6 separate regions of the Homo sapiens genome follow, and regions 1, 2, 4, 5 and 6 are each linked to region 3. Evidence: chromatin loops called from intact Hi-C (ENCODE). Cell type or tissue: PC-3. All regions are shown on one strand.

Region 1 (5,000 bases), 73 kb before region 3:
CAGGTTACACTCATAAACCTCTTTATCATGAAATGCATTGGGTTGAAAACAACTTAAACAACAATGTAGCAGACATCTAAATATGTTCACTTACTTAACTCTCCACATACTACAATCAGTTTGGAGACACAGAGTATTCTAATGCATTTATTTAAAAGTGAACCCCTTTTTTCAGATGAAATAGGTAAAACCTCGAAGTAGTGTGCAGTTAGTGCACTGCACAAGGGCTGTTCTAAAATCCATCCTGTGAATGGCTTTCCAAACCCTGTGCCTCCTAAGCTGCATCTGACTGGGGTGAGGCCTTTGTCTAATTTTCAAAAAGCCAGGAGGAGGCTCTCAGGGGCCTTGAGCAAGAGGCCTGTCCAACTCCATACACTGGGCTTAACCTTGAGCTCATGCAGTTTATATACTACAGAATAGATTAACAGAAAGCTGCCAGATTAGTCAAAGTGTTCCTGGTGTCACCTTAATTTAATACATTTACCAAAGTAACTTTTAAAACATTTGTAAAGTTTTATGACACTATCACACTCAACATAAAAACAGTGGTTTTTTTTTTTTCCCCTATTCCAGCAGGGATTTAAAGGATGTATTTCATAAGTGATATATATTAACAAGGAAGTATGTATAACTTGGGAAGCATTTAGAGATTTTTTTATTTAAGTGGTAACCACAGAGCAAAGTCTCAAATGCAATAATTTTTTTTTTTTTTTTTTTTTTTTTAGGCAGAGTTTCACTCTTTTGCCCAGACTGGAGTTCAGTGGCATGATCTCGGCTCACTGCAACCTCCACCTCCTGGGTTGAAGTGATACTCCTGCTTCAGCCTTCCAGGTAGCTGGGATTACAGGTGCGTGCCACCATGCTCAGCTAATTTTTGTATTTTTAGTAGAGATGGGGTTTCACTAGTTGGCCAGGCTGGTCTCGAACTCCTGACCTCGGTGATCCGCCTGACTTGGCCTCCCAAAGTGCTGGGATTACAGGCATGAGCCACTGTGCCTGGCCTAAAAACATTTATTTTTAGATTTTAGTATTTTTATTTTACTAGAAAATCTAAATTCATGTTTTCTTTGCTATAGCTATTTACTCTGGCCGAGAGCTTGGGAGGATTCGAAAGCCTTGCTGAGCTTCCGTAAGTATAGTTCTGTTTTTCTCAGTATTTTAAATTTGATGTCAGCTTTAATGATTGGGAAAGAAATATGATAAGGTCAGGGATAATTCAAGATATTTAACAATAAGAATAGCAGGACATTAATCAGAATGGACTCTAACCCTGTCAAGATGGAGACCCTGATAAAATCTCATGGAGGGCTTCTTGTTAGTGAGCGGTGTCCTCCCAAATGTTGCTTCCTTCCCTGCTCTGTCAAAAAGAGATTCCAGCAGTAACTGTATTCTAGGATCTCTGATCTCTGACCTCTAAGCAAGGGCCACATGTTCTACCCTACTCAGCCTTAGAGGGGATTGGAGACTTTGTACTAGAAAAGCTGTTTTCAAGGCTCTTTGGGAAACAGAAAATGTGTCTCTGATGAAACTCCTCCATGCCCTTGATTGTTGGAGAACAGCCCTACTAGATACTGTCAAATCTTTTGTTTTCTGTTCTCTGTAGGATAAACCTTTAATGTCTTCATGTTGTGTACAAGATAAATCCAAACCCTAACTTGGTACCAGGCCCTTCAGTATCTAACCCAATCAATTCATCTAGTTTTTTCAAAGCATCAGAGGATATTGGTACAAGAAGCAGTCTAAGATCATACAGTCCAGCAGCTTATTTTACAGGCAAGGAAACAAAGATCCAGAAAGTTGAGCTGATTGACTCAAGTGTCACACAGGAACGTGTTCGCAGCTTCACTCTTGGATTTGCATCAGAAACAGTGAGGGGAGGTAAAAGGTGCTTGGATCTAGATTTGAGATCTGCTTCCACCAATTAGTTAACCTTTAAACTTCCATTTTTTAACACATAAAATGAGATTAATAATTAATGATTTTCGGCCTGGTGCAATGGCTGACGCCTGCAATTCCAGTACTTTGGGAGGCCGAGGTGGGCCACTTGAGGTCAGGAGTTCAAGACCAGCCTGGCCAACATGGTGAAACCCTGTCTCTCCTAAAAAAAAAAAAAATTATCCGAGTGTGGTGGTGTACACCTATAATCCCAGTTACTTGGGTGGCTAAGGCACGAGAATCGCTTGAACCCAAGTGATGGAGGTTGCAGTGAGCCGAGGTTGCAGCAAGCCAAGATCGCACCACTGCACTCCAGCCTGGGTGATGCAGCGAGACTCTGTCTCAAAAAAGAACCAAAACAACAACAAAAAATTAATGATTATCATTTATTGATTACCTGTCCCCCCAAGCATTCCTGATATATATATTACCTTTATTATATGCTACTATGACCATATGTTGTAATTACTGCAGGGTTAAGTCAACATCATAACCTAACTATTTTTAACTGTACTAAATGTATACGGTGTATTTCTGTGTCTTCATTTTTATAAACATTTATGGAATAACTTGTTTTGCAAGCATTGTGTGGAGAAATGTCAGGTCCCACCAAAGTTTAGGCCTATTTTCTGTCTTTGTATAGGAGTTTACAGTTAGACCAAAAGTCAGGCAGTCTCACCAAGTTAAAAAAAAAAAAAAGATGTCTAAATAATGACTTGAAATAATTCATGTAACGCAGATTTTTGTTAGTCTTTCCGGAAGATGCCTGCTAGTAAGTTTGGATGCACAAGAGGGCACACTCAGCATGTGAAATGGGTTTGTTTTTCACAGTAATGAAATGTGTATTACGTTAAGACTCTCTTGTTTAAAAAATTGTCTTAAAATAAATCTCTCCTGATTTATTTAGGGATTTTTGTTTAAAGTTGCTTGGCCCCCAGACACTCTGGTTTAGGCTATAACCCCGATGCCAGAGGATGAGTGGATTTAGGTCAGGGCTTGTCTGTTCTATCACCCTTCATTCTGTGTCTCCCAACTCTGCTGCTACTAGTGCAGCATTGCAATATGGGAGGAAGGAAGTGAAGCTAATGTGTATTAGCTTAGTCTCCCAGCCTCACAACACATGTAACTCTGTGACCTTAGAAAAGTTACTCATCCTCCCTAAATCTCAATTTCCTCAATTTTAAAATGTGGACAACACTCTACATAGCTCTTAGGTTTGTTGCGAGAACATGGGGAAAAAAATCCCTAAGCTAATGCCTTCGTTCATACTAAGTACCCAATAAACGTTAGCACCTACTATGAACTATTATCTTTTATTAGACATCTCTACTACATTCCAAGTGCTTAGAAGTGCTTTATACATGTTCCTTCAAATTAATGTCTGTGACAAACCTTTAAGACAGGTGTTATATCCAATTTTTATTCATTAAAAAAATGAATTAATGCACACAAACCACCTAGTAGAGTATCTGTCTCATGGTAAGCACACAGTAGATGCATCTATTATTATTTCAGATAAGGAAATAGGCACTGAGGATGAGTAACTTTTATAAGGCCACATAGGCAGTATGTGGAAGGGCTAAGATTCATACCCAAGTTTGTTGGTCTCTGAGACCTGAGTTCTTATTTCTACATGTACACACTCTTTTAAGGAATTACGAGTCTCCCAGGGCAGAACATTTTAAGATGGATGTTTGTATCTAAACAACACTTTAGTAAAGTGACAAAGGAAGATATCCATCACTCAGACCACAGCTGAGATTTTTTTTTCCCCATGGCTCTCATGTAAGAGAGGAGAAAGCAGCTTAGGTATTGATTTTGCTGGTGGTGTGCAGGGAAAGGAAGAGTGTTGGTTGTAATACACATACTGGGGTTAAGTAAGATGCTAAACCTCTCCTCCATTATTCTTCACAGAAATTTCTCCTTCCCTGGAACTTGGCAGTCTTTTTGTCTATACTTGTTTGGCATTGTTTATATAGACTATTTTGTTTTGTGAATTGTCATCGCTTTTACCTCCTGCTTTGTTATTTAGGTTAAAGAAAATATCTCATTCTTCTTGGTTTCCCAATTTTTACTGCAGTGCTTGACATATTATGGGTGGTTTTCCTTTACATCTGTTGATGATGGTAATGGGCTGCTAGATCGTTTGAAAAATCCTTCCAGGCCTCTATGCCAGGAGTTATATTGTGGAATTCTGAATGCTTACTGGTTGCTACTAGTGATTCTTGGTCATCTTTCTCCGATGTGCCTCAGAAGGTCTAGCTCTGGATTGATTCAGAGGAAACTAATTATGACAGGCTCTTGGTCCAAGAGACCTCTTATAAGTAGCAATCCAGTAGGTTGGTCATGGAGTACATGATTTCTGGCCAAACTTCATTTAGGCAGGTATTAAAATATACACATTGGGGAGGCTATGCCTTACCCTACTGCATGGGGGTACTTGACACACACTTTCAGTATTTGGATTGAGCATATCTTACCAATGGTATAAACAGGATAAAAACAATCTTGCTTTTCATTTAAAATCATAGCTAGAAGAGATAAGTTTCGTAATTTTCTCTTTTTTTGCCTGTGAATTATAGGGGTATGCAAAATTTGATATTTGGACCAGAAAAATGTTGAGGGTAATTGCAGTTTATGAGACAGAAACATGCCTCCACTGACACAATATAGTGATCAAAAATTTGCTCATGTCTTCTTTCAGGGCAATCATGACTCATGCATCAGTTCTTAAGAATGACAGAGATGTCCTTGGAATTAGTGACACACTGATTCGACTTTCTGTGGGCTTAGAGGATGAGGAAGACCTACTGGAAGATCTAGATCAAGCTTTGAAGGCAGCAGTAAGTCTTATTATTGTGTGTGTGTGTGTGTGTGTGTGTGTGTCTGCTTTATCTTGGGCATGGGGGGTCACTATATTTACAAAGTGTGGTCTCACTGTGAACTCTAAAGCTTTTCTGTTCCTGTAATAGACCAGGTGTATAAATAAACGTATAGGGAGCTCAGTCAAAGTGCATATTTAAAGGATGGTAGTATTCAGAAAAAGGACTTCTTGAGGAGTTGAA
Region 2 (5,000 bases), 380 kb before region 3:
TAACACCATTCAAAAAGTTTAAGAAGTGGCTTTTATTTAATTGGAGCACACCATATCTATCCTTTTGATTTGATTGGGTTTCCTTTCTCTTTGAGAAGAAGTCATGCACATTGTCACTAGATTACGTTACCTAAGCAATTTTTACAATTTGGATGTGGAGGGAAGAATAAAAGATGTCATGAGAGAGACGAGGCTACGGAAGTGTAGTTGAGAGAAAGGGGTCTCCACCTACCTATTTAGCTCTAAATTTTAATCAAACTGCTGCCAAATGCTGCCCGTCCTTTAAGTAGATAAAAGAATAGTCTGTCTACAGGCTGTTGGCCACAGTTGAGCATGACAATGTTTACACACTGCATTTTGGCATCATTTCATGAATAGATCCCACCCCCTATATCCCTAAAGTGAAGATGTCATATAGTTCAGCCAAAATTATCAAGCCACTGTAAAAGCTATATAATTGATATGATTAACTATTTAGATAGAGCACAGAAAAAAAATCAGGGTTACCTTGACAAAACCATGTTACCCCTCCCAAACTTTTATAGAGATAGAATCTGGCCTGTTGATCTCAAAGTAGAAAGAAAGCATGCTATTTATACTGCCATGATCTTTGGCTTCATTAGATCCTTCCCCTGAAGGGACAAAAAATGGAATCCAGCCCCTTAAAACAAAAATGATATCTAACTGGGAATCTAATGATATCTAAGACCCCCAGGTTGGTAAGCTCCTAACCACAATCCCTTTATTACCTCATGGGACCTTAATTTCCTTTCAAGTAAAACATTTCTGTCCTAGCTTTCTCACAAAACTATTTCCCATGTCTTTCTATTTGGGTTTCATAGCTAAGTAACTCCAGAATTGAGTGAAATATTCCGAAACATTAAATGTTTTGTCATTGACTCTTTTACTTATACTATTAATATTAATTACTCTTATTCTACCTCTGCTTTTTAATTTCTTTGTATAAAGAGAACTTGATAACTATCAAGTTAATTATGTCTTCTTCTCATAAAATTTTTGATTTAGAAAGATTTAGATAAAGTCATAGTATATCTTGAAGGAAACAGCCACCATTGCTGTCTTTGATAGCATGATGCCTCAAACTCTCCAGGGGCCTACTCTTTGGTATCTTATAGCCCAGTGTCTATACATTTACATGGGTAAAAGAATGCCAATGTCTCTTTGAACAAAAATAAATGAAAAATGAACTGGAAAAGTGAAATATTAATTGAGAGAGTGACATTATCTTAGGATAGTAAGAATATTTTAGAATAGTAAGAGTACTTTAATGAAATATTTTTAAGTAAGAGCATTTTAGAATAATGAGAATAATGAGTGAGTAAGGAACAAGAACAGACTAGGGCTGGGAAAGAGGGGAATTAATAAGTTATTAAGGAAGAAAGAATGAGAAAGACAAAAGAAGGGCAATAGAGGACTGATACAGAGAATCAGAGAGGAACTGGATAAAAGAAATCAGATTCAGGCATATCCTCCAGTCTCTTCGTTCTGGTGACCATGCCCCTTCTTCAGACAGCCCTGAATTCCCTTCCTCTCTCTCTGCTCTCTCTTGGCCAGAGGAGTAATCGTTCAGCTCTTCTTGGTTTCTGCCTTCCCTCCTGCTCTTCCAGATGTCAAAAGAAGAATTTACAGTGAAAAATAAGGTGCATATTAGAAATATATTTAGTTTAATTGCTATTCATTTCTAGAAACTATTTTTGTCTAACGTCATAGGTAATGCTTTAGTCATACAACTTCTCAGAACAAGGAAAAAAGTTATCTCATTTTTAAAAATTACCAGAGTACTTTTCTTTTTTCTTTTCTTTTCTTTTCTTTTTTTTTTTTTTTTTTTTTTTTTTGAGACGGAGTCTCACTCTGTCATCAGGCTGGAGGCTGGAGTGCAGTGGCACGATCTCAGCTTACTGCAACCTCCGCCCTCCGAGTTCAAGCGATTCTCCTGCCTCAGCCTCCCGAGTAGCTGGGATTACAGGCGCCTGCCACTGCACCCGGCTAATTTTTTGTATTTTTAGTAGAGACGGAGTTTCACCTTCTTGGCCAGGTTGGTCTTGAACTCCTGACCTCGTGATCCACCTGCCTCGGACTCCCAAAGTACGGGGATTACAGGCGTGAGACACCGCGCCCGGCCGTACTTTTCTTAAATAAAGACTAATGTCAGACAGTGTGGCTACAGGTAAAAGCTCTGTGGAGAAAGGAGCAAAATTATTGTCCTATCATAAGACAGAAAGGGACCTTGAGAGGATCTGGTTCATTTGTCTATCTTCAGGGAAGGATTCATGCTATTCTTAAATTCCTGGAGCGAAGGGGTGAACATTTCCCTCTGTAACCCACCCTTATAAAGCAACAAATTGTGTTTCATCTCAATAAAATCCTCTAGTTTAAATTACTGCGTTCAACTCTGACAAATACTATCCTCATATTTAGTTGTACACATCCGCATACTCTTTTAAAGAAACATGTGTCTGCAGTTCAGAAGAGCCACCACTAGATGGAGACCTCATATCTACATTTTAAATCCCAGCCTTGGCAATTCTCTGGCTTGGGGGAGCACAGTCCGATTTTTGTTGTTGTCGTGGGTGTTTTTTGTTTGTTTGTATTGAGACAGTGTCGCTCTGTCGCCCAGGCTGGAGTGCAGTGGCGCGATCTCGGCTCACTGCAACCTCCACCTCCTGGGTTCAAACGATTTTCCTGCCTCAGCCTCCCGAGTAGCTGGGACTACAGGCATGCACCACCACGCCCGGCTAATTTTTGTATTTTTAGTAAAGACAGGTTTTCTCCATGTTGCCCAGGCTGGTCTTGAACACCTGGGCTCTATCGATCCGACCGCCTCGGCCTCCCAAAGTGCTGGGATGGCCTTACACAGTCTGTTTTTATGCCCCTTGTGCTGATACAATTGCTAACAACACCCCTTTCCTTTCTCCTTTGAGAAAATTTGAAACAATGCTCTAAATTTACACAATTTAAGAAAAAAACAAGAGCTTTGAGCTTATTTTAGGCAGTTTATATGTTTTTTTACTAAACCTCTCAGATTGTATCAATCACCCAAAACCTAATGAGACAGAAACCACTTTCTCAGTGAGGCTTGATTGTTTAAAGTTTTGATGTTCCTTAATTGTTCAGTTTAATTATTATACCCACCAGTTTAATAGTTCTTCTCTAACTTGTGTTTTCCAAATATTTTGCTCCTATCTCCCATTATTTTAGCCACACTTCCTTCAGGTATGCCCATTCCAAGTATGTGGGAATAGATTTGTCTCAAGTTACTCAAAATTTATTTTTAAAGTTAACTTTCCAAAACTTAAACATCAGGAACTGTGGTTAAGTTTGCCTAGCCTTCTTTATGTAATTCTAAAACTAGTCCAATCTGAATATGTGTGCATCTGGGTATAGCTTTATTTCCATCTGGCAATAACTAGGCATCTACAATAAACGCCTAATTTTTCATTTTATTTATGTGTATGAGTAATCAGCATAATATGACAATCAGATTTTATTTTATTATGAAGTGAATAAGAAATGTATTTCGAAATGTATTTCAAAATGTCTCTCACAAAGTGATCATTGGATTCCCAAGGTAGTTTGCAATCTCCCCAGCCTCTCTCCTTTCAGTGGGAATATCTGGGTGCTGAAGGCAGAGAACCCCTGGCGGCCTTGGTGACATGTGTCCTCAAGCTATTTTGGTTCTTCTTAGTCATTTGAAATTCCAGGGCCTCTGATGGCTGGATCATTGCTAAAAAGGCCAAATGTTTTTGTTTACTTCCTCTAAGCTAATTATATCCTCACCCTCACAGCTTAGCCAGCCTCCTGGTCTGAGCTTCTTCTTTGCTAATTCCATCAAAGCCCTACTTATATGGGTTTCAGGTGTTCCCCTGCCAACCATTTAATCTTTTTTTCTTCCAACCCGGAGCAAAGGTAGAGGGAAGACAAGGTGTTCTTTCCCAAAGTTTATGTGAAGCCATTTATATCCTCTGGTGTTTTCCTCCAAAAAAAACAATTTCCTTCTAGCCACATGATCACCAGATACTAATACAGAATACTCTTTCTTAGCAAATTCAATTTAACCTTCTTTGGGGGTTAATATTTTGTAAGTTCTTTCTGACCTCAAGCCTGCCAATTTTAGTGCACCATTTTGGGTTTGTTTACCAAGTGTTCTTCCTCTCTTTTCAGAGAAGTTAAATATCTCCTTAACAAATTTAAATTGTACACAACAGTGCCACCCATTTTAAAGCAAATACGGCAGGTGTCCACCATTGTTTTGGATACAGCTTTTGAGTTTTTGATTTGCCTGATGTTCTATTTCATCTTTTTTATTCCTTCTATTTTCCATAACCTTTTAATGATAGGTTTAGTTGTAAAATCCAGAACTATTTAAATACTAGAATGAAAATTACATAGAATTTTACTGAAGAGTATAAGAGAAAACGTCTTGAAAGTTTGTATGTATGTATTCCAGTTGCGCTTTTTATTTCTTTTTTCCTTTCTTTTCTTTTGCACTACCTCAGATTTTTGGTATCCACTATTAGCGAAGTATTTTTTTCTTTGTCTTCTATGGATAATCTTAATTTTTTATTCCTAGGAGCAACCTCTAGGTCAGTGCTTGCTATCCAGCCACTAGCATAGTTCCCCAGGAGCAGGCTATGATCATCTCCTCAAAGCACGGGGGCTTGTGGCTTATTCTTTTCACTTTTTTACCCATCTCCGTGCCATACTGTAGAACAAACATCATTTTTTTAGTTCTGTCATGAGGTAAAGATGTAAAGATGTAAAAAGCTCTGCTTTTAGGTACAACAAATGGAAATATCATCTAGGCTGGGTTGGGGTGCAGGACCCCCAGCAGCTGTGGGAAGAGAAGAGAGCAGGAGAAGCTGTCACTTAAAATGCACTGAGATCCTTTTGAAACATCTCACGCACTCCTCCCCAACCCCGACTCCAAGGGTGCTGCTTGTCCAACTGTGTCACCTCCCTGACAAATAAGTGAATATCCA
Region 3 (5,000 bases):
GCATATTTCACAAAACAGAAAACTGCCCAAGGTCAAAGACCAGAAATTCAAACTCTAGAGCAGCGCCATCCGAAAGGAACCATCTGTGATGATGGAATAGTAACAGAAACTCATCTTACGTTATGATTATAGCAGACTATGTTAGGGCCTCAAAAATTCAAACTCAGAAAAACCTTGTCTCCTTAAGGAAGGGCATTTGAATTTGTGATGTTAGTATTTCCACCTATGGCTCTTTAACTGTATATGGTCTATCCAAGTCACAGTTTCACACTGCCCTGTGGATCCAAATATCCATGATTGTGGGTAGGAGACCTTTTCCGTTGATAACCTGATTTGGAGGAATTCTCATGATAGGCCAGTCCACCCCACCATCCCTATCAAGCTATGGGAATCAAGTATATATCTTTATTTATGAGATAGATGACTATTCACATTGGTATATAAAAAATGATGATCAAAGGAATAACTAGTGAGTAGTTGTTAATCTAGCCAAATTGGCTTAGTATATGTACTCATCTTTATATACCAACCCAGATTAGTATAATGCCAGGTTCATATTAGGTAAACAGTGAGTGGCTGGGTTCGGTGGTTCACGCCTGTAATCCTAGCACTTTAAGAAGCAAAGTCAGGTGGATTGCTTGAGTCTAGGAGTTTGAGACCAGCCTGTGCAACATGATGAAAACCTGTCTCTACCAATAAATAAATAAATAAATAAATAAATAAATAAAATAAAAAAAAATAGTCAGGCATGGTGGCTTGTATCTATAGTCTCAGCTACTTGGGAGGCTGAGGTGGGAGAAACACTTGAGCCCAGGAAGTCGAGGCTGCAGTGACCTGAGACTGCACCACTGCACTCCAGCCTGGGTGACAGAGCAAGACCCTGCCTCAAACAAACAAACAAACAAACACCAAAACAAAACTCCTAGAGTTGGTGGTATCCTAACATCTCTTTGCTGAGAGATGTCGGACCCTAATCTGCTAGCCAGGATTGCTTTTCTATAGTAGCTTGAAAAGAATAAGTACAGTCTTCTCCTCAATCCATTATGAGGAATTGTGGTTTCTTGGGATAGCTTTAGTTGGGCAATTAGAAACCATGGCTTCCAGAATTTGGAATGAAGAAAGTCCCTTCAATTTTTTTATGCCTTGGTTTCTCCCTGCTTAAAATGGTAAAGAAAAACTTCACTCTTTCATTCAGCAAATATTTATTGCACACCTATTCTGTGCTAGACTTTCCACTGTGCACTATAAAAATGTCCACTGCAGAAATAAGGTATAGAAATGATTATGACACAGCTGCTCTCTCTAAAGAAGGAATAACATAACTCACTGAAAAATAATGCTAAAACAGTGTGTGATAAGTGCCATGAGAGAGGTATGCAGACCACTGAGAAGGGGTCCCCAGTTCAGTTTATTTATTTGTTTTTTTAGGATAATGAGTATTCTGAAATGCTTCTATGCACCTTTTGAGACGATCCTGTGCATTTTGTCCTTTATTGTATTAATATAATGCATTACATGTTATTGATTCTTTTATATGTTCAACCAACATTGTATTCATGGAATAAATCTCATTTGATCGTGATGTATAATTCTTTTTACATATAGCTGGATTTGTTTTTCTAGTATTTTGTTGGAAATTTTGAGAACTTTTGCATTCATATTTTATTCTGAAGTGTTTGATTTTTGTATTAATTTAAAAATGACCTCATAAAATGAAAAATGTTCTCTTCTATTTTTTTTGGAAGAGTTTGTGAAGGAGTAGGGCTGGTTTCTCTTTAAATGTTTGGGAAATTTCAACAGTGAGGCCATCTGGTCCTGAGCCTTTCTCTATGAATACTTTTCTGTTCCTGATTCAGTTTAAGATGGAGGTTGGATAAAGATTGGCCAGATGGCATGAAGCATGAACTTATTTTTTTTTAATATTATTATTGCTATTATTTTTCAGACAGGTTCTCACTGTTGCCCAGGCTAGAATGTAATGGTGCAATCACAGCTCATTGCAGCCTTTACCTTTTGGGCTCAAGAGATTCTTCCTCCTCAGCCTCCTGAATATCTGGGACTACAGGAGTGCAATATCAAGCCTGGCTACATTTTTTTTTCTTTTACTTTTTGTAGAGACAGGGTCTCACCATGCTGCCCAGGCTAGTTTTAAACCCTTGGGCTCAAATGATCCTCCTGCCTCAGCCTCCCTAAGTGTGGGATTACAGGCTTAAGCCACTGAGACTGGACAATAAACTGATTTTAGGAGCAGTAAAACTTAAAGGAGAATTTTGAAGACAAATTTTTAGGAAATCCTCTCAAATAAGAAAAAAATGTCTCCGTTGGTCTTTGAAATATTTATTTGCATATTATTTAAACTTTCAAGAATAAAATTTCTATAAATCTCAAAGAATCATTGTTACTACTCTGTAGGGGACTTCTAGTATTCATTGCAGGAAACATCTTTAATTTGGACTTCATTTTATTGAACCCTACTGCAAGCGGGAAATTATCCTTAGAGCCATAGGGTTAGTTTACTTTTTACTGAAACCCTAGACTAAAACAACTGTGCTGTGTTCTTTGAATTTGGAATTTAGTATTTAGACTTCCCACTGGGCAAAGTAAAAATAGATGCAATTGGTGACAGAGTGGTGAACAATTGCAAGACATTATGCAATTCTCTGTTAATACAGCAAAACTAAGTGAATGAGTCACCAAAATACAATCATTCTCTAGCAAGATCTTGAGAAGGTTCTGCAAGAAGCCAAAGGAACTTCATTAATGGTTTGCTCCAGGGGAAGAGTCAATAGTGATTATAAGCAGAGCAGAAAGTGCCATCTAGTGGTCCTTGAGGGAAATATATAAAATGTGCTTCCTAAAGCAGAGTTGAAATTATTTTGTTATTTTCTAACCTTTTATGTCACATTTGCTTACTTTTCTTTTTTTTCTTTTCTCTCTTTTCTTTTCTTTTTCTTTTTCTTTTTCTTTTTTTTTTTTTTTTTTATTTGAGACGGAGACTTGCTCTGTTGCCCAGGCTGGAGTGCAATGGCGTGATCTTGGCTCACTGCAACCTCCACCTCTCAGGTTCAAGCGATTCTCCTGTCTCAGTCTCCGGAGTAGCCTGGATTACAGGCGTGCGCCGCCACGCCCGGCTAATTTTTTATTTTTTAGTAGAGACGGGGTTTCACTATGTTGGAAACGCTGGTCTGAACTCCTGACCTCCACTGATCCGCCCACCTCGGCCTCCCAAAGTGCTGGGATTACAAGCGTGAGCCACCGCGCACGGCCATTTGCTTAGTTTTTTTGAGTTGCAAGTAATTCGTATCGTGCACATCATGATAAAGTGTTTGTAATTTCAAACTGTATTTGTCAGGTTCTTGCAGGTAGCAAGAACAGAGACACACTCAGGTGACCTCAGGTGATAAGAGTTTATGGAAAGGATGCCTAAGAAAGGAAATGTGGGAAATTGAATTAGTGGCCATATAACCAGGCCTTTTAGAGAATTGAAACAAGGGCTTCCTGTTCAAAACTATAGCAGTTATAATGATCTAAAAGTCACTTTGTTTATCTTGTCTTCCTATCAGAGATATGGGTCATTGTGTCCCACTCTCAATGTTCCAACACAACACTAGCAGTTAGATACCTACCCTCTGGGCAAGAGACCCAAGATTTCTTCTCTGGAGAAATTAAACAGTCGCATAGAAAAGATCTCGCTGTGTGAATGTTCACTCCTCTCCAGGTAACTCCAAAGTAAAGCCTGCAAGTCATGGCTCAGTCTATGTGGTTCTCAAACTTTTGCGTGCATTAGGATCACCTGAAGGGTTTATTAAACCAGGTTTCTCCATCCTATCCTCAGAATTTTTGATTCACTAAGCCTGGTGAGCCAGAAAATTTGCATTTCTAACAAATTACCAGGTGATGCTGAATCTTCTGGTGGGGGTAAGCATATTTTGAGAACCACAAACTTTTAAAACCTTCTTTCATAAACAGAAAAGGCAAAGAAGAATAACTATATATTTGGTGGGGCAGGATCAGGAGGGGACTTCAACAATAAAAGAGAAAAAAATAAAATAAACGTAAAGCCAGAGATATGGCAGGCAAGCGAAGGGAATTAAAAAGAGGTTTGAAAACATATCAAATCCATTCATACATTAAATAAATATTTATTGAGTGCAAATATGTGTAAGGAATTATTCTAGGAGATGCAAGGAAGATAGCAGCAATGGTCTTCAAAGTTTGAGGGAAAATGACTTTCAACTAAGCATTCTATACTCAATCAAACTGTAATTCAAGTGGAGTGGCAGAACAAATGCATTTTTAGGTGTGTAAGAGTGTATCTGCCCTGAATGACTTATATTTTCAGTGAAGTTTCATGAAAATATACCCCAGAAAAATGAAGAAGTAAACAAACAGAGAAAAAGGATGAGATTCAGAAAGGCAGTCTGAGAAAGTCCTTAGGATGATAATCATGCAAGAAGCCTGACAAGAAGCTTCTCTGAAAAAATGAAGATTTTATAGACAATCAGATCCCATAAACCTTAGAAAAAGGAGGATTATTATTATTCAATGCATTATGAAAAATACATTGTATGAACAAAAGAACAACAAGGAGAAACTCCAGGAAATCTATACAGGAAAGGAAATAAAATTGTAAACTTCTTAGCTTCACAAATTCCTAAAGCTGTAAATGGAGGTTAACAACTTTAATAAAAATTTTATTATAACTGTGTTGGGAGGAAGATAGAGAGTAGATGGAAGACAGTAGAAGAGATCTAACTTCTTCATGTATTATAGAAAAATAAATGGCAAGATTAAAAAAAAGCAGCCTATTTTGAGAATTGATATAAACAACCAAAATAAATAAAGGAATTAACAAGTGTTTCCCTTTAGAGAATGAGTTAGATGAGTGAGGAGAGATTTCATGGAAGAGTATTGCTTTTCTTTATGAGCCTTTGATCTTATTTTATTTTTAAACTATATTCATATATTACTTTGATAAAAATAAAAAATATTTTAGAAAA
Region 4 (5,000 bases), 480 kb before region 3:
AGACAGTGTTTCACCATGTTGGCCAGGATGGTCTCGATCTCCTGACATCATAATCCACCCACCTTGGCTTCCCAAAGTGCTGGGATTACAGGCGTGAGCCACCGCTCCCGGCCAAGGATTTTCATCAAAAAGAATGTGCGATCTAATGTTGTAACTGAGAGCTACCTCAAGCTAGCCATTTGCACAGTGTCTGTCTAATGTCAATTATTGCTTTGTTTCCCTCAAACATTTAATGTAACTCACAGTGTCCCTGTTAATTGCAACAACACCCATGGGTGCCTCAGAGTACAGTTTGAGAATCAAGGGGTAGGGCTTTTAAATCTAGCAGACATGAATTGAAATCTTGGCTCCACCTTGTGACCTTGACAAGTCAAGTCTCTAAAACCTTTCTGATCCTTGGTTTCTTTATCTTAAAAAAAAAAAGCACAAAACAGAAAATATGGTAACACCTATTTATATACAGCTCCAAGCACAGTTATTGACACAGAGGAAGCCTACAGTAAATAATTCCCTCTTCTTTTTCAAGAGAATTATGTGCCAATTCCTTCCCCATCCTCCTTTAATCCTTCTGCAAGTAACTACCAAGATACCTGTTCACCATCCCAAAATGTTCTGCATTTTTCCCTTTGTTAGGGGACTCAGCCCAATTTTTTTCTATAGAGGAACATCTTTCTTCCAGTAACAGAGAATTGTCCATTACCCTCAAAATTTTCCTTAAATTACTTTTATTCATGCTAGGCCTAGACTCTCAAAAGCTCAGAAATAAGCTTGCTTTCTTTCCTTTGACTTCTTCCTGAGGCTTCTTTTCTTTATGGCAGTAGCAGCCAAGATGCAGTTTGAACAGTGGAAGGGCAATTGTGAGAAAAAGGACATTTTACCTTTTCTTTCCCTCTCATTTCTGTCTCCTCACCAGAAAGAAAATATGGTTCAATGTACTTACAATGGAATCCCCACTAAATTCTGTTTTCTACCAAAAATTTCCTCTGTCATTGCCCGTAGAAGTAGTCCCCAAAACTTTGCCCACTTTTCCAAAAGGAACTCAATTCCTCTAGCCTCTATAAAAGAATTTATAGAAACAAAATTAGTGATTTATTTCCTTTGTTGGATAGTTAACTTTACTTTGTGAAACCCATGTGAGAAATGAGCTGTTCTCAGGATAGACAATACAGCATACACAGTATCACATAGATCTTTGAGTAGCGCAGATCCCAGTTCAAATCTTGGCTTTACCACTTATTAGGTTTGTGACTTAGAATTATGATTTTACCTCACTGAGCCTCCATTTCCTTATCTGCAGAACAAAAAATGATGATAATAAATAAATACCACATAATGATAAAAAATAAGGTTGTCTTTTAAATAATTAACAAGGATAATATAGATAGAGTGTTTAGCATAGTAGCACCGCAGCAGATGTAATCAGTGCCATGTAATTTATGGCCATTATCATCATTGTCGTCATTATCATCATTGTCATCATCATCATCATCACTTCGTTCATAAGGGTAAGAGAATCTACTCAGATCAGTGCAAATTCATCATTCTTGTTTCAATAATGTCCTTCTAAGAAGAAATACAAGTTCATAATTAGCTGATAATCATCCTCTCTTCCTGGTCACTAAGGCTGTTTTTGATTCACAATAGAAATTCTGAAACAGGATCAGAAACTTGAACCTGAGTCAAACCAGAGCTACCATGCAGAGTTCCGGTCATAATTTTGGTATACAAGTTTGAAAGTCGAATCAATACAAACAAGATGACCTGAGTACTGAATGTGTAGAACATAAGGGAAAAAAGCAAAACCCATAATTATGTTAACATTCTGTACTTGTACAGCTATTTGGATTGCTTTTTTGTGTTTCTATTCTATTTTTGTTTTTCTTTTGAATAAAACAAAATTCCCATTCTTGTAATTAGGTATCATAGGAATATTTTTAAATTATTATTTCAACAAATAACTTACCTTTAGATTCATAGAATGTTAGTACTAGACAGGAATTGGCACTAATTCCTATTACTGATTACCTTTATTTTAATGATGATAATGCCCAGAGAAGTACACTGACTTGCCCAAGGTGACCTGATTAATAAAATATAAAAATAGAAATAGGATGAAAATATGACACCTTGTAACAAATTTTTTGGCAAGTCAGCATATTTTATGCCTTTCAGGGTACTGTTTCTCAAACTCATATCTTCTTATAAATTTCTCCAAAGGTATATAAAGGCTTTTATCCTCCCTTCTGTCACCTTAAAACTGTCATACATTTCTTATGCTAAATCTTTGAACTAACTTTCAAAATCAATCAAAATGAATAATATGTACCCTCTGAAATAATTTTCAAAATCAATCAAAATAAAGAAAATATGGCCTCTTTAAAAGGATTTATAAAAAAAAAAGTCAGCGATTAATTTCTTTTGTTGAGTAGTTATCTTTCCTCTGTGAAGCCCGTGTGAAAAATGAGCTTTACTTAGGATAGGCAATATGGCATACACAGTATCACATAGAACACCTTTGAGTAGCAAATATAGCCTCTTCAACTACTGAATTTTCCATTCTACTCCTTTTCCTGTTCCTCTTTGCAATCTGATACCTCATTTTAAGTTCTTTGTGTGCTCACAGCTGAGCTCACCAGGAGGCAGCACAAGGTAAGGAAAGATCACTGGAATGGAGCCCAGGAGAATCCTGCTGCAGTGCTGGATCTTCGTCTAATCATCTGTGTAACCTAGGCCTAAGCTGAGTCTCAGAACCCGCCTCTAGAAAACAAAAGTGTTGGACTAAATGATCTTTCCCTTTTCTTTTATTGAAATATTCTATTTAAAAAATTAACAAGTAACAGATATACCCAGGTTTTTCAGGCAAATATTTCCATACAAACCTAACCCAAAAGAATCCCAAAAGATAGAACTTAAACCAAGATGTGCTTCTCTGCAATAACCAAAGACCTGAGCATGTCACTATGGGGGTCCTTGGCAATATATAAAATTTATAGTAAGAGTTTCTGCCTGTTCATTATACCAACCGATTAGTTTTAAGACAGGACTTTTTAAATTTACAATATTTTTGTCCTCAAGTATATTTTTTTCTCTGATTTAACAAAATATTTCTAAATATTTTACATTAGTGCCCCAAACTCACAAGATACTAATGAATTAAAAAGCTGAAAAATTCTCATTTGAATTAAAATTAATCTTAAGGGAAAAGAAGACATAACGATAGCTGCTATGCATAAATATATATCACTACTTATGGGCATAGATAATGCATTTTTATATCTAGAAGAAAGTGAGAATTTGGTATTTTACCTTCCCCTAATGCTCTCCACCCTGCCTGGTTAACTGAAAATAGTAATTTGAATTGTGGAAGTTTAAAATCTTGGGTTTTCTACATGTTTATTTGTCATTATGAAGTTATAGTCGTGTATCGATGTTGCTCGTTACACTCAAAGAAGGGATATAGAATGAAGATTTAGTATGCTAGATTAGGTGTGAGAAAACCAGGAACCTCTGGAAGAACACATGATAGAACTTGAGAAATTGAGGAGATGATCACTTGGGATACAGTAGAAAGTTAGGAGGAAAGCGGTGGGAAGAGCAGGATTTATAGGACCCGACAGTGAAGTAATGTAGCTAGGGATGCACAAAAAAAAAAAAAAAAAAAAAATCTTAATTGGTCAGTGATATACTTTCCTCTTAAAACTCTTAGAGTTAACCACTTAGAACAATTACATGTGTATATATCATATTTGTGTGAATCATACTGCTCATATATGGCTTATCATAATTCAGTCTGGTGTTCTAATGAGTTATAGCTCATCTCTCCAACTAGATTATAAACTCCCAGAGGGCACCAGCCACATTTTGTCTTTCTTTGGAACCTCCACAGTTCATTGCACAGTGCCAGGCATATAAACAACATGCAAGAAAAATTGATGAATAAATGGACTCACTTACATTAGAAAAAAAAAATTTAATGCTTAACTCAGAGATACATATGGTTTATTTCTCCCAGTGCCTCACAGTGAACTGAATTCTAGAGTCACATTTTTTAATCTGAGCCAAATAAAGATACTGCCACTTTGGTTAACCATTGTTTAAATGTTTACTTTCCTTGTCCTGTATTATTATATCTCTCAGGATTCTTTTGTTCATCCAGCTAATGAAATGAGGATTGGGGAACTTCACCCTTCATTAGCTGAGACCCCTCTGTACCCACCCAAACTTGTTCTGCTAGGGAAGGACAAAAAAGGTAACACTGTGAACCCAATGTGGAAAATATGCTACAAATGCATGTGCATGATGAATCGCCAGTTGTAAATTATGATACACCATATTCTATACAAATGTTTTACAAATATGCATTTCTAACCTTAATCGGTATGGTTTCCATTTTTCATACTTGCTTTTCCGTGTAATTGTCAGTGTCATAGCATTATAACATTTTCCCCTTTAAATTTCAGAATCAACTGATGAGTCTGAAGTTGACAAAACTCACTGTCTGAATAACAGTGTTTCCTCAGGCACTTACTCAGACTACTCGCCTTCCCAGGCTTCCTCAGGATCCTCTAATACCCGGGTTAAAGTGGGGTCCTTGCAGACAACAGCTAAAGATGCAGTACATAATTCTTTGTGGGGTAACAGGTGTGTTTAGAATTCCCTCCTTTTGTTCCCAAACGTTTATTTTCAGCAACTTTTTAAAAAATGGAATCTTCTTAATTTTGGAATTGTATTCGGCACACAAGTGGCATAGAAGACAGAAGGGGCAGGTAAGCAAATGTTGTTCGCCTGGGACTGCCAGGAACAGATGAATCCACCTTACAGGGAGAGGCCATTGGTTAAGGAAGACATGGTAGGAGTTAACAGGATGAGATGGTAGAACAAAAAATTTAAAAAATAAAAAAAAATGTGTTTGCCCACTGATACTTATTGATGAGACATGGATGTTTTAACATACAAAATGGCATTATGAATTAAAATAAAATGCCAGTAAAACACTTAGG
Region 5 (5,000 bases), 180 kb before region 3:
AAAAAAAGTAGAGAGATGATGCTTTTATGTATCTATGTATTGTATGATTTCAACTGTTTCAACATGCATGTATTAGTAACCAAAAAAATCATTAAAGAAAAAAATAGGCCAGGAGCAGTGGCTCACACTTGTAATCCCAGCACTTTGGGAGGCCGAGGCAGGTGGATCACGAGTTCGAGACCAGCCTGGCCAACATAGTGAAACCCCATCTTTACTAAAAATACAAAAATTAGCTGGGCATGGTGGCCCACGCCTGTAGTCCCAGCTACTCATGAGGCTGAGGCAGGAGAATCACTTGAACCCAGGAGGTGGAGGTTGTGATGAGCCAAGATTGCATCACTGCACTCCAGCCTGGGCAACAAAGTGAGACTCTGTCTCAAAAAAAAAGAAAAGAAAAAGAAAAAAAAGATACTATAAAAATATTAAAAAGCAGGTTGCACAACAATAGCTAAAGGAATACCTCAGAATTCATGTAAGATTTATACATTGTGCTAGACACATATCAGCAATGTTTCTGATATGCCACAGACCCAGCAGAAAAGATGCCCTTCACGCACTAGTCACAACTCAACTGAAGTAGAGATTAGCAACTAACAAAAAATCAGATAATCATAGATATGCTAATAACCTATGACATAGTCTTATAATTTAAAAAAAAAAGAACTGGTGGCCAGGCACGGTGGCTCACGCCTGTAATCCCAGCACTTTGAGAGGCTGAGGCGGGCGGATCAGGAGATCAGGAGTTTGAGACCAGCCTGACCAACATGGTGAAACCCCAGCTCTACTAAACATACAAAAATTAGCCAGGGTGGTGGCACACACCTGCAATCCCAGCTACTCAGGAGGCTGAGGCAGGAGAATCACTTGAAACCAGGGAGCAGAGATTGCAGTGAGCCGAGATGCACCACTGCACTCCAGCCTGGGTGGCAGGGCGATATTCCGTCTCAAAAAAAAAAAAAAACAACCAGATCAATCGAATGTCTTCTCTCAGTAATGTTAACAATGCATAATAAGAAAAGAAGGTAGTTAACAACTAAGCACTAAGGCTTAAAGAATGCATAAATGTGCCAGGAAGAACTCAAGGCAAGGACTGTGAAAAACGCAAATTATGAGGAATAGAAATCACACATTTAGGCCGGAAACAGTGGCTCATGCCTACAATCCCAGCAGTTTGGGAGGCCAAGGTGGGTGGATCACCTGAGGTACGGGGTTTGAGACCTGTCTGGCCAACATGGCAAAACCCTGTCTCTACTAAAAATAAAAAACTTAGCTGGACGTGGTGGCATGCGCCTGTAATCCCGGCTGCTCAGGAGGCTGAGGCAGGAGAATTGCTTGAACTTGGGAGGTGGAGGTTGCAGTGAGCAGAGATCATGCCACTGCACTCCAGGCTGGGTGACAGAGTGAGCCTCCGTCTCAAAAAAACAAACAAACCAAAAAAAAAAAAAAAAAAAAAGAAATCACACATTAATAAGTAAGAACTATAAAGACGATCAAATATAGAGAGAACCAGTGAGAAAAATAGGACAGTTGGAAACAACAGAATATCTACAGTTATTAAAGTTAGAAACCATATTAATTCTAAAGTTACTTTAAGAAAAAATAAAAAATTGCAGATCCAAAAAAGACTGAAAATGAATTAAAAGTTGCAGCAACTGGTTTGAAAAACCTTTCTCTCATATTTTCAACCAAAAGGATAAGAATTAAAGATTAGTTTTTCTATATCATCTCGTAAAACTTCCTGAAACCTTCCTTACTTAAGTATAATATTCTTCATTTCCATCCAAATCCACAGTTCAATAACCTCCCACGTGACATTACTAATATTAGTCAATGGACTCAGAAATTCAGAAAAAAATCAGTCTTCTGTGGTGAAAAACTAACGTTATTCAGTAGGTTAAGATGAGTGAGAGAAGGAAAGCATGTAGAAGTATAAAAGATTCTCTTTACCTCAATCAAAATATTACGTGAACGCCCTGGGAAATTTTGTTGTGTTTATAGACAAGTACAGAAACAGAACGTGCCCTTCAACAATGAAATCACTAAAGGTACAGTGTATCTTAAAAGAAGATAAAAGAGAATAGACTATCTAGGCTGAACAATGATATAATGTAAAAGCAAGGTATAGAACACTAAGTAGGCCAGGCGCAGTGACTCACACCTGTAATCTCAACACTCTGGGAGGCCGAGGTGGGTAAATCATCTGAGGTCAGGAGTTCGAGACCAGCCTAGCCAATATGGTGAAACCCCGTCTCTACTAACAATAGAAAAATTAGCCGGGCATGGTAACACACACCTGTAATCCCAGCTACTACTAAATGAAATCACTAAAGGTACAGTGTATCTTAAAAGAAGATAAAAGGGAATAGACTATCTAGGCTGAACAATGACATAATATAAAAGCAACGTATAGAACACTAAGTAGGCCACGCACAGTGGATCTGTAAATCTCAGCACTTTGGGAGGCTGAGGTGGGTAAATCACCTGAGGTCAGGAGTTTGAGACCAGCCTGGCCAACATGGTGAAACCCTGTCTCTACTAACAATACAAAAAATAGCCTGTAATCCCAGCTACTACTAGGTAGGCTGAGGTGGGAGAATCGCTTGAACTCAGGAGGCAGAGGTTGCAGCCGAGATCATCCCACTGCACTCCAGCCTAGGCAACAGAGCAAGACTCGACTCAAAAAAAAAAAAAAAAAAAAAAAGGAACACTAAGTATAAAGTAGATGTTTTACTTTCCACTACATATTCTAATCTCACTCTTGTGCAACCAAATATAAAAAATATCAACAGACTTTCAAGTTTGTTTGAGTTATTTTAAAAAGAGAATTATACAAACACATACATAAAGATCATAAGAAAAAAAGCAAAAAAAGGGTGCACAACTGGAAAAATGTTAATGGATCAGTATGTAATTGGTTGTGTCTACTCTATTTGAAAAGGATTCAGAAACAACAAATACCAACATTATTTGCAGATCCTGAATCATCTAACCAAGTGTTTCCCAAAATACATCCCACAGAACTGTAATCTGTCAAGATACTTGTAAAAAAGAGCAAACATCAAATAACTGTGGGGAACTCTGACCACTATGTCCAACACATGCCCCAACTTGAAACATTACAATGCATATTAGCATATCAAATTTCTAACAAGTTCCACAACAAAGAAAACTTTTTAACTTTTATTTACCTAATATTTTTCAAATTGATTTGCTCTGGAAACTCTATTTTCTTCTAAATACCTTTCAATATCCCATAAAACTAATGTGGTTTTTCTCCTGTACTTCAATGGATGCAAAGAAACTAATGTTTTATGAAATATATTTTAATTTGTTGTTGTTGTTGAAACGGAGTCTCGCTCTGTTATCCAGGCTGCAGTGCTGTGGTATGATCTCGGCTCACTGCAACCTCTGCCTCTGGGTTCAAGTGATTCTCCTTTCTCAGCCTCCCAAATAGTTGGGATTACAGGCATGTGCCACCATGCCCGGCTAATTTTTGTATTTTTAGTAGAGATGGGGTCTTGCCATGGTGCCCAGGCTGGTCTCAAACTCCTGGCCTTAAGTGATCTGCCCGCCTCGGCCTCCCAAAGTGCTAGGATTACAGACGTGAGCCACCACGGCTGGCTGAAATACATTTTAAAACAGGCTGATATAAACCGATGATGAAGCATAATAGTACATCTATCTAAAATTAGAATACCCTCTGTGAGAATATACTTGAGTGGAAAAATAAAATAAAATTAGAACCCTCAAACAGAGATGGCAGATAGGCTTCATTTCACATTCAAATCCTGGTAAATCCATATTAACTACTAAAGTGCTAAATTAGGAAGGATTCCAGAATAGCAATCAGATTTGGCAAGTTGCATGTTGGCCAACTTTGATACAGACCATATCCTTTCTGAATGGTTCTCAGTGAAAAAGAGGGCAAAGCAATACACCATTAAAATAGATTTTAGAGCCAGGCACTCCCAAGTTGAAATTAAAACTTGGCTACTTTACTCTGGGCAAGTTTTGGGGCTAATGTTTTTCTTCCATAAAATGGAGATAATAATAGTACTTCACTCACATGGTTGTGGTAAGAGTTAAATGAGTAAATACGTGTAAAGTACTAGGAAAAGCATCTGGTATATTGTAAATAATAAATTCTAGTTATTTTCTAAAGTTCCAATCCAATGTTCTTTGAAAAAAAAAAGCGCAAGTTTTTATTGATCAAATTCAGCTGGCTGTATCTGACATATTTTCACCAAGGTTGCTAGAGATGTCAATCATGGCCTGCCCTATCCACATTCCTGCTAAAGTAAACATACTTCCTTTGTATTCCTGATTCCCTCTCCTACCCCCAAATCTCACCCAAGTCAGTCTAGCTAAAGCTAATTTCACAGAAGCAAATACCTATCTTAAAGACAGATAATTCATAAGTCTGCCATCACCCATCACTTGTGGCTTGGCTTGAGATAAACTGGACCAATCAAACTTTTTGCTCAGAAATTTGCGAACCTAAGAAACCCATCTAGTTAGCAGTGAACACCAGAAAGTCAACTTAGGATCCTAAAAGAATTATTTTAGGTCTGTTCAATTTCAGTAAACAGGAAAAGTCAATCACGAAAAAGGAGAATACCGCAGATATAAAGAACAGCAGACACACCATAAGAGATTGAAAGATGATAAGGAAATAGGAGAATGACTGATTCCTCCAAACATCTTGGTTCCCACTCTTCCTGAGACCTGGCTGGTACCTACTTCTTGAGTTTCTCTAACATGTAGCCTTTTAATGAATACTTCTTTACTTAGAAGTTACTCTAGTTAATCTTACTTGTTAAGAAGAAAAAAAAGCCATAACTATAACATTGAAGATACAGATTTGAATCACCAATTATATAGAATTAAAATAAAAATTAAGGTCAGGCACAGTGACTCACATCTGTAATCCCAGTGTTCTGGGAGGCCCAGGAGGGAGGATTGCTTGAGGCCAGGAGTTTGAGAATAGCCTGGGCAACATA
Region 6 (5,000 bases), 260 kb before region 3:
TTTTTCTTTGGAGAAGTTTACTTTTATTATTCTCCTTGGCAAAGCAGGTTACACGGGATTATGATGAAGAGGAACAGGGGTATGACAGTGAGAAAGAGAAAAAAGAAGAGAAGAAACCAATAGAAACAGGTTCCCCTAAAACAAAGGAATGTTCTGTGGAAAAGGGAACTGGTGATTCACTAAGAGAATCCAAAGTGAATGGGGATGATCATCATGAAGAAGACATGGATATGAGTGACTGAATATTGCCTCTGAGGGAGTCCAACTGTATACCTGCATCAGTGTCATTCCTTTGTGTGATTTCTTAATGCTGTATTTGTTCATCTCAAACCTAGATGTATACAGCTCTGAGTTATAAATGGTTATAAAGCTCCTGTTACTCATATTAGTTATTTACATCAAAAAGCTTTTAGAAAATGGTACGAGGTAACCAATTCTTGTCATGGTGAAATCTGATTGAGTAACCAAGCAGTTTTACTATTCTGGTGCTGCTTCATAACAAAAATGAAAAGCTGCATGCATCTACAGCAGGCATGGATTGTTTATGTCGTATGATATCCTTTATTAAGTAAGTTCACTTATAGTATTTCTATAATTTGATTCATTGCCGTAATAGAGCCATGTAGGAAATGCACTGATTGCATGTTATTGTGGCAAGAATATCCTAAATGTCATTAAAATCCTCCAACATGATGGATCTACTTATGGTCTTGTTTGTTGACATGACAAATTAACATTCTTATAGTTACATCTGGAAATGAGCATTTGAAATAGATAATCCTTTAAGCCTTGTGGCAAAATTTTTGTGGCTTTTGTTTAACTTTGAAAGGTTATTATGCACTAACCTTTTTTGGTGGCTAATTAGGGTTTAAATACAGAAACAAGATTTCAAATAAAACTGTCTTTGGCAGTGAGTAAATAGCATATTTTGAAGTAGAGTTGTATACTTTTTCATAAGATGTTTGGGAATTTTTTTCCTGAAGTAATAATTTATTCCACATCTACATCAGTGAAAGCTATCTACCTATCCTGAGTCTATCTTAAAGGAAAAAAAGAAAAAAACCTTATCTCTTGCCCTTATTTTGAATTTTCCACTCTTTCATTAATTTGTTTTAAGCTCCGTGTTGGAAAAAAGGGGTAGTGCATTTTAAATTGACCTTCATACGCTTTTAAAATAAGACAAATCTACTTGATAATGTACCTTTATTTGATCTCAAGTTGTATAAAACCAATAAATTTGTGTTACTGCAGTAGTAATCTTATGCACACGGTGATTTCATGTTATATATGCAAAGTAGGCAACTGTTTTCTTAGTTACAGAAGTTTCAAGCTTCACTTTTGTGCAGTAGAAACAAAAGTAGGCTACAGTCTGTGCCATGTTGATGTACAGTTTCTGAAATTGTTTTACAAGACTTTGATAATAAAACCCTTAAACTTATGTTCATGTTCCTGTAAAACCGTATTTGTATTTATTTACGCTACTGAATGTATGACATTTACCTCATTCATTTTACAAATTCTTTCCCTTTCTGTCCACATATTTCAGTATAGTAAAAAGAGGAAGTCTATCACTGTAGTGATAATTGCCATCAAAATTGTCAAAAATGATTTAATTTCTATCCAAAATAGTCCTTTTCTTAGCTTAGTATCATTTTATTGCTTATTTTTTGTGTGGGAATGGGGTTGGATAAAGCAATGAACTTTAGTATAAACAAATCCCACCTATATCTAGCAAATTTATATTTTCGGTGAAATACAGATATTTGCCTTTCTGGAGTAGTATAGAAGCTGTCAATATGTATCTACTGTACAGTACTAAATAGTATTCATTTATGAAATGAGTAGTGTTTGGGTGGCTGGGGTTAAGGGAAAATGAGACTTGGAATTGTAGCTTTTATCCAAGTTTTGAGTATAAATAGGGTTTTGTTTTGTTTTTTTTAACCTAAAAACTGAAATGCCATATAGAAAAACAGCATTGTTTTTACAGTTTGTAGTAAGTAACTTTTTAAAGATTTTATCAAAAAGAATTGTCTATAGTGAGTAAAAGAAGTTCTAATAATGGTCCTAATCACTGCATTTTTAAAAAACAAAGTTCAACACAAATGACATTTGTTTTAAACTTTAGTAGATAAAAGGTGAACCATGTGACATGGGCATTTTTGTAAGTCAAAAACAAATTTCACATATGGTAAACCTAATATTCACAGTGTGTTCCCTCACTTGTAATCTCTGAATACAAATATACTAGCTTTTCTAAAGGGAATCATTTTTTTAAAAGTAGTGCCACTGACAAGATGCTACAGTGAAGATTATCCATTCTTAGGATATTTATTTTCAGTGAACATTTTCTGCACAAAGGTAGTGTTGCACTGGGACACAAGCCTTTTAACAGATAACCAGTTGAAATCAAACACTGCCTCCACACCGAGTTCTGTTGTGTATTTGATAGTAAATTGATTTAAAAATAAAAGTGGTTTTTGTTAGAAAAATGTTTTGTCCTTATTTATTTGCTTAAATCCTTTAGGAGTGAACGAGAGGTGGTAGCTATACAATGAGCTTTTTTAAATGGAAAGATAAGAGTCCAGTCATGCATTTGGTCTTTATTTCATAGAGCTGGAGATAACTGTGTTCCTTACCTTCAGTTTCCTACGGGTAAAATGGAAGTGATTGCTACCTTGCAAAGTACAGACATACCTCGGAGGTATTGTGGGTTTAGTTCCAGACTACAATAAAGCAGTTCATGAATTTTTTTGGCTTCCCAGTGCATATAAAAGTTGTTGGCTGGGCACTATGGCTCATGCCTGTAATCCCAACACTTTGGGAGGCCAAGGCAGGAGTGCTTGAGCCCAGGACCAGCCTAGGCAACATAGCAAGACACTGTCTACAAAAAAATAAATAGCCAGGTGTGGTGGTGCACACCTGTAGTTCTAGCTACTGTGGAGGTTGAGGCAGGAGGATCACTTTGAACCCAAGGAGTTGGGGCTGCAGTGAACTATGATCATGCCACTGCGCTCCAGGTTGGGTAATAGCAAGACCCCATCTGTATCTGTAAAACAGTAATTTTTAAAATGTAGCCTTTGGTGCCTGGGACATTAAATGATAGCTGCTATTTGATTATGGGGCCCTTAAAAGTTATGTAACTAATAATTTGTGTAGGGGGTAATGTTAAAAGCACAAAATAAATTGCATACCTTTTATTGAAAAGGCTGTGTTGCCCTTAACTGTTTTCATGAAGATGGATCTTAGGTAAGTTTCCTCGTGGCAATTCTATACATGGAAGACAGAAAAATGCAAATAGGCACTTGGGAAAAGGAAGGAGAGGATAAAAATTACTGTTAACCTTGGAGCTACATCTTAAAACTGAGTCAGGTTCTGGAGTGTGCATTATACAGCTTATGTCATGCAGATTACAGTATTAATACATCAAATTTATCTCTAGCAAAATTATCACTCAGTTGGGCACTAGATGAAGGGTTGGATCCATGCATGCTGTTTGTAGATTGATACACATCTTTTCAAATGGAATTGAGATTTCTTTTCCCTCAGTCTGCCTCAAAACCAGCTAATGCATTTCATCCCTGTGCTTCTATTTTTTCTAATCAAGTACATGTGGTTGTGTTTTAATTAAATATGGGTGTAATGGAATTGTTACTCATACTTTTAAAAGCATTCAGAATGTCTATTAAGGTTTTATTAGCAGAAGTAGTAATTGTACCTTTATAAATTTCTCAATGAGACAATTTTTGGAGTGGTAGATATTTTGAATTTCAACCTGTTTTACTCAGTTTTGTTTCTATTCCCATTTTCATTTTATGTCAAAGTATATGTGAAATTTATTTAGACATTCTTAGCAAAATATCTTAGGTGAGTACCATGACAATTCTTTTATCAGTGGTAATATTCTTTAGAATATACTTAAGGTTTATCATAGAAGATGGTTAGCAATCGTGTGTGTGTGTGTGTGTGTGTGTGTGTGTGTGTGTGTGTGTGTGTGACGGAGTTTCGTTCTGTCATGGTCGTCGCCAGGCTGGAGGGCAGTGATGCAATCTTGGCTCACTGAAACCTCCGCCTCCCGGGTTCAAGCAACTCTCCTGCCTCAGCCTCCCGAGTAGCTGGGACTACAGGCATGCACTACCATGCCCAGCTAATTTTTGTAATTTTACGCGAGACGGGGTTTCACCATGTTGACCAGGATGGTCTCTGTCTCCTGACCTCGTGATCCGCCTCCCAAAGTGCTGGGATTACAGGCATGAGCCACCGTGCCCGGCCGATGTTTAGCAGTCTTAAGACAATTTACAGTCTGATATGACTAATATTTCTAGGTGACCAATAAAATGTTCTTACAAAAATAATGGAAGTGACACATTCACATCATTCTCAGATTTCTCAATTTATTAAAGGTTATTTTTGCAATGCACTGTCACTAAAATTAGTACCATGATGTCTTTTTTAAAAAAAAAGCTAGTTAGGGCTGGGTGCGGTGGCTCACGCCTGTAATCCCAGCACTTTGGGAGGCTGAGGTGGGTGGATCCCTTGAGGTAAGGAGTTCGAGATCATCCTGGCCAACATGGTGAAACCATCTCTACTAAAAATACAAAATTAGCCGGGTATGGTGGTGCATACCTGTAATCCCGGCTACTTGGCAGGCTGAGGCAGGAGAATCGCTTGCACTCAGGAGGCGGAAGTTGCAGTGAGCCAAGATCACGCCACCCCACTCCACTGCACTCCAGCCTGGGTGACAGAGCGAGATTCTGTCTCAAAAAATAAATAAAAATAAAAAGCTAGTTTGCCAAAATATGGTTTGCGCATGAGAAATTGAAGGTCTAGGGTCACAAAAAATAGAATGTTCCAAATGATGTTTAATATCATTCACGTTCAGTTATCCCAAAATGTAATTTAAAAAATTACTTTCTAGCAGGGCGCGGTGGCTCACGCCTGTAATCCCAGCACTTTGGGAGGCCGAGGCCGGCAGATCACGAGGTCGGGAGATTGAGACCATC

Evidence for each region. Hi-C counts contacts between places; a loop is a spot of excess contacts. Peaks named below come from ENCODE experiments on the same cell type or tissue, not always from the same donor. Only the 100,000 strongest peaks of a DNase experiment are listed, where the experiment ranks them.
Region 1: a loop joins it to region 3, with 18 times the contacts of the local background. A loop is called at or near these places in 39 of 110 quality-filtered maps.
Region 2: it touches region 3 in a loop (9-fold over the local background); 86 of 110 quality-filtered maps call a loop at or near these places.
Region 4: a loop joins it to region 3, with 10 times the contacts of the local background. A loop is called at or near these places in 7 of 110 quality-filtered maps.
Region 5: it touches region 3 in a loop (3-fold over the local background); 2 of 110 quality-filtered maps call a loop at or near these places.
Region 6: it touches region 3 in a loop (5-fold over the local background); 8 of 110 quality-filtered maps call a loop at or near these places.

Annotation. Positions count from the first base shown.
Region 1 is chr1:70,434,049-70,439,048 of GRCh38, forward strand. CTH (cystathionine gamma-lyase) reads left to right here. Exons shown (of 12, transcript NM_001902.6): 10 at 1,077-1,129; 11 at 4,640-4,778. Among named protein-coding and RNA genes, the nearest start is that of CTH, 25 kb to the left of the region's middle. In PC-3, a CTCF peak has its summit at 2,743 (motif pointing right); no DNase peak of the experiment used is centred here.
Region 2 is chr1:70,130,628-70,135,627 of GRCh38, forward strand. It overlaps LRRC7 (leucine rich repeat containing 7), which reads left to right. Exons shown (of 27, transcript NM_001370785.2): 27 at 1-5,000. Among named protein-coding and RNA genes, the nearest start is that of LRRC40, 72 kb to the right of the region's middle. RefSeq lists an enhancer at 3,519-3,813. In PC-3, a CTCF peak has its summit at 2,499 (motif pointing right); a DNase peak (open chromatin) is centred at 2,504; H3K4me3 peaks cover 895 bases.
Region 3 is chr1:70,507,475-70,512,474 of GRCh38, forward strand. No RefSeq gene overlaps it. Among named protein-coding and RNA genes, the nearest start is that of CTH, 99 kb to the left of the region's middle. In PC-3, a CTCF peak has its summit at 2,814 (motif pointing left); a DNase peak (open chromatin) is centred at 2,737; H3K4me3 peaks cover 559 bases; H3K27ac peaks cover 598 bases.
Region 4 is chr1:70,031,984-70,036,983 of GRCh38, forward strand. LRRC7 (leucine rich repeat containing 7) reads left to right here. Exons shown (of 27, transcript NM_001370785.2): 19 at 4,138-4,249; 20 at 4,461-4,641. LRRC7-AS1 (LRRC7 antisense RNA 1) reads right to left here. Exons shown (of 2, transcript NR_187366.1): 2 at 3,983-5,000. Among named protein-coding and RNA genes, the nearest start is that of LRRC7-AS1, 7.8 kb to the right of the region's middle. In PC-3, a CTCF peak has its summit at 2,625 (motif pointing right); a DNase peak (open chromatin) is centred at 2,638; H3K27me3 peaks cover 441 bases.
Region 5 is chr1:70,329,143-70,334,142 of GRCh38, forward strand. All of the region lies in intron 2 of ANKRD13C (ankyrin repeat domain 13C), which reads right to left. Among named protein-coding and RNA genes, the nearest start is that of ANKRD13C, 23 kb to the right of the region's middle. In PC-3, no CTCF peak of the experiment used is centred here; a DNase peak (open chromatin) is centred at 3,039; H3K27ac peaks cover 1,169 bases.
Region 6 is chr1:70,250,564-70,255,563 of GRCh38, forward strand. It overlaps SRSF11 (serine and arginine rich splicing factor 11), which reads left to right. Exons shown (of 12, transcript NM_001350605.2): 12 at 45-2,489. The coding sequence ends at 242. Among named protein-coding and RNA genes, the nearest start is that of SRSF11, 32 kb to the left of the region's middle. RefSeq lists a silencer at 3,360-3,560. In PC-3, no CTCF peak of the experiment used is centred here; no DNase peak of the experiment used is centred here.